Linked DNA regions of Homo sapiens: region 1 is linked to region 2. Evidence: chromatin contacts called from ENCODE Hi-C or POLR2A ChIA-PET data. All regions are on one chromosome and are shown on one strand. Each heading gives the region's core, a stretch centred on a gene start or an enhancer-like site at or near the end of the contact. The rest is flanking DNA. Distances are from core to core; before and after follow the strand shown. Region 1 overlaps DTNA (dystrobrevin alpha). Region 2 overlaps MAPRE2 (microtubule associated protein RP/EB family member 2).

Region 1 (2,971 bases), core at 330-2,829, 330 kb after region 2:
TTTGGTGTAAGATATTTGAAAATCAAAGACACGGTGAGGATAAAGATGTAATGACAAACACTTGATTAACTTCCTACAGAAGAAGAAAACTTTCTATGAATTACAGTTTTCTGGGTGGAAGGCACTTGATTTACAGGGAAGGGTTTTCTGACTCGTGTAGTGAAGAGGAAGCCTGGTCTTGTGGATGATCAATGAGGTAAAGTCAGGGTCCTGGATCTTTCTCTGAAGGGCCTATGGCTTCACTGAACCACTGTTCTTCAATTTCTGCCACTATGTGCATTTAATGAATATTAATGGCATAATTTCCCAAGGTGTTTTATAATTCCTCTGTGCAAATCACTATTAGAATGAAAGGGTTTGCTATTATATAGTTTGTCACCATGCTAACTAGCTTGTCACCAGGCCAGCACAGCTGCTGGGATAAACTGCTGTGAATGTGCCACCTCTATTCACTTTAGGTTTAATTTTTCAAGGTCAAAATATAATCTGGGAACATTGTTTTTACACCAAAGTCAGATGTTAAGCATATCAGAGGCTTTTATCGGATTATGGTTTTGAGAACATGAATTGACTCTCATTTTCATTAAATACTCCATTTATAAAGGGTTTCCGCTGTTTCAAATAGTTTATTAACCATGAGACTGTAGAGATTCTATCTGAGTAAAAAAATTAATGTACATATTTATGGGCTACAGAGTGATAGCTTGATACATGTGTTCAATGTGTAATGATCACATCAGGATAATGGGCGTTACCTTCATTTCAAACATTTATCATTTCTTTGTATTGGGAATATTCAACATCTTCTCTTCCAGCTTTTTGAAAATATACAATAAAATTTTGTTAACTATAGTCACCCTACAGTGCTATAGAACACTCGAACGTATTCCTCCTACATAGTTGTAATTTTGTAGCCATTAGCTAACCTCTCCCTATCCCCCCAACCTCCTGCAGCCCCCTACCCTTCCCAGCCTCTAATAAGCACAATTCTACTTCCATGAGTTCAGTTTTTTTTTTTTAGCTCCCACATATGAGTGAGAACATGCAGTATTTATCTTTCCGTGCGTGACTTATTTTACTTAACATAATGTCCTCCAGGCTCATCCCTGTTGCCTCAAATGACAGGATTTCATTCTTTTTTATGGCTGAATTGTACTGAGGAGTTTAGGTTGTGTCCAGAAGATGCTGAGGGAGATACTGAAGAATTTAAAGTAGGTCAGTGCGTTAGAAAGTCTATGGGTAGGCGTAGAGGCAAAACAACCAGTTCAGTAATAGAAACTCAATAAATATGCAGTATTTTCCATAATACTAGTCTTTTAAAAAGACTTAAAAAGTCCTCCCCAAAGCTTTAGAACAGCACATGACATACCAGGCTTACAGCATTGGATTTAGAATCCCTTAAGATCCTTAGAACTATCCAGGAGCCCTAAGACAGAAGTATAAACAAATGTTCCAACCCATTAAAACAGCTTATAATTGGGCCAAGAACAATCTGACAAAATAGTAGTGTTATTAGGTAAGTTTATGTTTAGGTTGCCATGGCACATGACTGCAGGGGGCGCCCTTCATCTCCTAAGCTGTGTCAATGATGCTCCCTGGAATTACACAGGGAACACCCTACCACTGAATGGTGCCCTAATTACTGGAAATTATGTTGCAACATAGTGTTGTTTTCTCTTCTAATGCATTTTAAAGCGTTAAGAAAATCAACTTCAAATTTTCTGTTGCTTTCTCTTTGTTTTTTAAAATTTCCGACTTATTTTCAGCCAGTTATTCTTGCTCTGTGTTCACCAACAATAAGGGAGTAGCTGGAACGAGCTAAATATCTCTCAACCCTATGCACAAAAATAGAAAAATTGCCAAACAAGCACAGCTGGCATTTTGGCTTAACGTGAATTAGAAAAACTTTAAAGAAGGGAAAACAAAACCCTCAAGCCTGAAACATTCCATATCCCTTCATTTTACTTTTTCTTATTACAGAAGCAACGTAGAAAATCATGACCTTACCTGTTTTTTTTGTTTTGTTTTGTTTTGATTTGTGTTTTTGAGATGGAGTCTCGCTCTGTTGCCCAGTGTAGTGGCGTGATCTCAACTCACGCAACCTCTGCCTCCTGGGTTCAAGTGATTCTCCTGCCTCAGCCTTCTGGGTAGCTGGGACTAAAGGCATGTGCCACCATGCCTGGCTACCTTATCTGTTTTATCATTAAAATGCAAGCCAGCAAAAGAATACAATAGGAACACCCACAATCCCACTCACCAAGGGGCAGCCACTGGTCTCTGCGGGCAGATTTTGTGGGTAAATTTGCCCACATTCGCTCATTCCATTAATAATTATCACAGAAACTAGAAATATTCATAACTCAGGATATTCATTTTTGACTAGTTAACATTCTGGAGAGATTTTTGTGACCAAATTACCTTTAACTAAATTGTTTTTGGTCAAATTGATTTTAACCAAGTTACCTGGAAACTGCTAAAACCATCTTCCCAGGATTAACTATACAAAGAGTGACTCCTCAGTCAGAGAACCAGGGACACATAAGGGTGTGATTCAGGTGCACTGCTCTCAAAGTGGGGAATGCGATTTATCGGGGTCACACTATCTGTATTTCTACAGAATCTGTGATATTGTGGGCTTGTTTCTGCAGACTAGAAAACTTAGTTTACCTCCAAGGGGACACATGCATTTGTTGCTTCTTTCACTGCCCTAAAGAGGATAGACTTTGGCCACTAGAGAGTGCTTTTTGGAGGGTGATGGGATGGGGTGAGGAGAAAGCACTGTAGCAGTTATACTGTTTCCTTTGAACTCCTGGGCCCAAGAGAGAACTGGAAGGGTTTTCACAATTGTAAAGATCTAATCAATAACTTAGTTATATTTTGAACTTTGTAACTGTGCTGACATTGCTAGTCCCTTACCTACCAGCCATTCCCTTCATCTTTATTTGACCCACATTTGTTCATGGATTGCTCA
Region 2 (3,285 bases), core at 365-2,864:
CATTTGGCTTGGTTTTCTGTGGTCTTTTTCTAAAAGATCTTTCAAGCTGGAAGAAAAACTGTTCCGTTAGAAGTTCATGTTTCATCTACATAATAAATATATCAGATTAGAAGACAGCATCCTAGTAGTAAGTTCCAAACACATTTATGAGACCTTTTCATTACTTTTTAATTTCCAAAGTTTCATTTAAGCTCTCAGATTTGACAAAAACCATTTTACTAAACATATTTTTTTTTATTGTATATGGATAACCTTCAAGACCTAAAGAAATACCATAGTGTAAAAATATGAAGGATGTTAGCTACACAGAAGGAAACATGTACTTAACTTTTTTATTCTCTAGAAAAGAAAACATTTAGGTCTTGGGTTAGTTTCCTACTGAGAATCGTAAATTCAAAGGTACATTAATACATCATTACCCTTTAAAAACAATTTATCACCAGGCTTGATGATAAAATCGTTGCAAAATACCACAAGAAACCTGTTTTAGAAATTAAAACTTGGAAGCTAAAAAGTTAAACATTTTTTTTTTCCAGTGAATTGAGAGAAAAAGGCATCCAACAAATTAACTTCAGCTGGGTCTTCCATTTTGATGACATTTGTAAACCCAAAACAGAAGCACAGCCTCAGTAAATGCACCTTCTGTGTACTCGTAATCTATACAAGACATGGGGTCTGGCTCAGAGTTGGGGGGTCTGCCCGTGGGGCAGTCTTGTGATCCAAAGTACCAATGCCACGTGAGGGTCCTCCAGGGATCAATGGATTTTCTCCTCAGCTTTGCTTTCCTTTAGGCAAATAAAGCCAGGATTCCTCTAATGAGTGGAAAACATCTTTTATGAGTTCCTAGTTTGGCAAGACAGGAGCTATTAGACATCCACGGAGATGTTTTTATCCATCATTTGTGCTATTTGGCAACATTGCCTCAGTGCTGAGAAACTGGGTCAGTAAAAGTTATTACTAGTGATAGCAGCCTTAATTAATGATCATAGTTGTGTTCTAGCAGTTAAAAGGAATAAAACAAGTCAGAAACCAAGTTGTCTGTGTGTGTTTTAGAGAACTGGCATTTTGTAACTCAAATTCAATGGAATTCCATTAACTTTTTTGAGAAGGGGTGTCTCTGGACTTGAGCCTATCCATAGTACCAGAAGCAACAAATTTTTAGAAATGATGTCAGATTTAATAAAATAGAACAAGCATGTTATTTCGCCACCTTTGAACCATCAGTGACAGATTTACTAGAGTCCACCAGTGTACATTTTGTAAGATGAATCACATGTATTTTTGTCTGTGCACAAATGTCTAAGATCAAGTGTTTAAAACCCCAGAGTTCGTGGATTAAATGGGAAACACACATGTACTTTGAGCATGAAATTTCAAACCCAGGTAATGGCTCACAAACTTCTGTCACAAGTGGTGTACCTTGGGAGGAAATGAATGTAGATGGAGAAGAGGGGTAACATCTTTGCTTTCTGTTATTTTCCCACTTATTTTAATAGAAATGTGCCTAAAGGCAAGTGACTGGAAAATAGTGGCCAAAGGACAGTAGAGAAACCAAACTGGCCTCTAGGTGGTGCTTGGAAGCAGCGTAGGGAAGGCTGGCACTCTTCACGGTGAAAAGGGTATTAGCTGAAGCCCAGTAACCTGCAGGCTCCAGGGTAACGTCTGCATCCCAGTGTGGCCTGCTCTGCAGTCTCCACAGGTGATTACTGGGCCAGTTGAAATACATTTCTCTTTTCACCTATTCCTGTATCTGTTAAATTGTTATTACAATTATAGCTCATGTCGATAAATCATTGCCGTTTAAAGTCAACAAACACTTATTCAAAGGGTTTTTGTCAAGCAGGTCATTCTGCCACAAAGCTGTACTTAGAAACATCTGCCTGCTTCTCCCACAGTTTCCTATTTGCCCAGCACTGTCTTGTCCAGATGGAGTATGCTGGACCTGCAGGAGCTAGGATTCTGTTTGCTTGCAGGTGGAATGTTTCCCAAGGGAATGTTTTCTCTTTATGTCTTTTTTTTTTTTTTTTTGGTAAAGTTTTTAAAAGGTATTATAGCTGCTACATTTGATATCAAATACGAGTCTGTAACTCTTGTTAACAACATTGGCCATCAATAAAAACAAAGACAACCCCCGCCCCGGGGAAATCATAATAAAATGTGGGTAGATGTGTAAATCCACACAAATCTATTCCTATTCACATGCTGACTGAAAAGGGAAGCTTCAGCATAAAAATTTAAGAATCTGTAACTCCAGGCAGATTTTAACATATACTTTTTTTTTTATTAAATATGTAAAAAGATCAATGCAAGTCAAGTTATTCACATATTCAGAGACAAAAAACTATTCTACCATGCGACAATAGGTGGGTAATGTAAAATGAATGTGATACATCTGAATAAGACTTTTTCATCTATTATGTCATTACTTATCTATATTTATAATTAACAATACATATGTTTACATTCCTTTCAGTTTACATTTAATATATAACAAAAGCTTTATGGTGTCCTATTTAGTAAAAGTAATCTGAATGCATATTAAACCTTAACGGAATAATGGAAATACTCACCAGGGAAGGGAAGAGTTCTTGGTTCCCTTCTGGAATTTACTTCTCTCAGGTCAACAGGTGTTTTTCTTTCTTTTTTTTTTTTTTTTTTCCTGCTTTTCTGCTTAGAACAAATATGGGCTTTCTCTTTGCCCCCTGCTTCGATCACTTCCTATCTGACAGTAGCAGTGGAAGTGCTATAACCAGCCGACAGCGGGCACGAGGGGGGGTACTAAGGATGAAACTGGGCTTCCTGAGAGGGAGAAGTGGAGCACGCAATCAGGGACGCTTCCTGCCCAGCCCGATGACATGTGACCAGGGGCCGCTAAGGAAACTGTTCCCTGAATGCCGAGATGAGAGAATAATGGGGTCCCACCATCCATGGGAAATGAGGGGGGATCTGCAGAGGCTGGAGGTGCAGCCTAAGAGGACTGACTCAAATTCAGCTGTTAAAGATTCCCCAAAGCATCTGAGACACCATCTGGGGTGCAGCACAACAGAAGACGTTTAAGATGGGACCAGAAAGAAGAATGTATAGCTCTTCTCTAAATAAACGAATGGTCTGCCCCAAGCCTTCAGGAAGGAGAATGGTCTATGGTGACTGGGGAAAGTTCTCTTTGCAGGCTAAGAGATCTGGCCAGCATGTTTATAACTGAGAAGGCTGGGGAGCTGGAGGGCAATGGAGTGGTTCCTGCAAGAGTCACCAGGGAGGCTTATGCAAGTTATACAGCAGTAAGGG

What was found. A loop is a pair of places that touch in the nucleus more often than their neighbours do. ChIA-PET counts read pairs that join two places held with the same protein, here RNA polymerase II (POLR2A). Pooled maps may share reads with other maps.
Region 1: a pooled map shows a loop between it and region 2 (3-fold over the local background). The contact joins two enhancer-like sites. A Hi-C loop is called at or near these places in 2 of 50 pooled maps. POLR2A ChIA-PET finds 5 or more read pairs at or near these places in 2 of 52 experiments (CD8-positive, alpha-beta T cell and activated naive CD4-positive, alpha-beta T cell).

The regions. Positions count from the first base shown.
Region 1 is chr18:34,808,524-34,811,494 of GRCh38, reverse strand. The region is part of intron 5 of DTNA (dystrobrevin alpha); the gene reads right to left. Among named protein-coding and RNA genes, the nearest start is that of DTNA-AS1, 42 kb to the right of the region's middle. Within about 2 kb of position 1,579, at least 9 of the 41 ENCODE cell types and tissues checked have a DNase peak (open chromatin) inside an H3K27ac peak, as active enhancers do.
Region 2 is chr18:35,142,445-35,145,729 of GRCh38, reverse strand. MAPRE2 (microtubule associated protein RP/EB family member 2) reads right to left here. Exons shown (of 7, transcript NM_014268.4): 7 at 2,260-3,285. Among named protein-coding and RNA genes, the nearest start is that of ZNF397, 97 kb to the left of the region's middle. Within about 2 kb of position 1,614, at least 7 of the 41 ENCODE cell types and tissues checked have a DNase peak (open chromatin) inside an H3K27ac peak, as active enhancers do.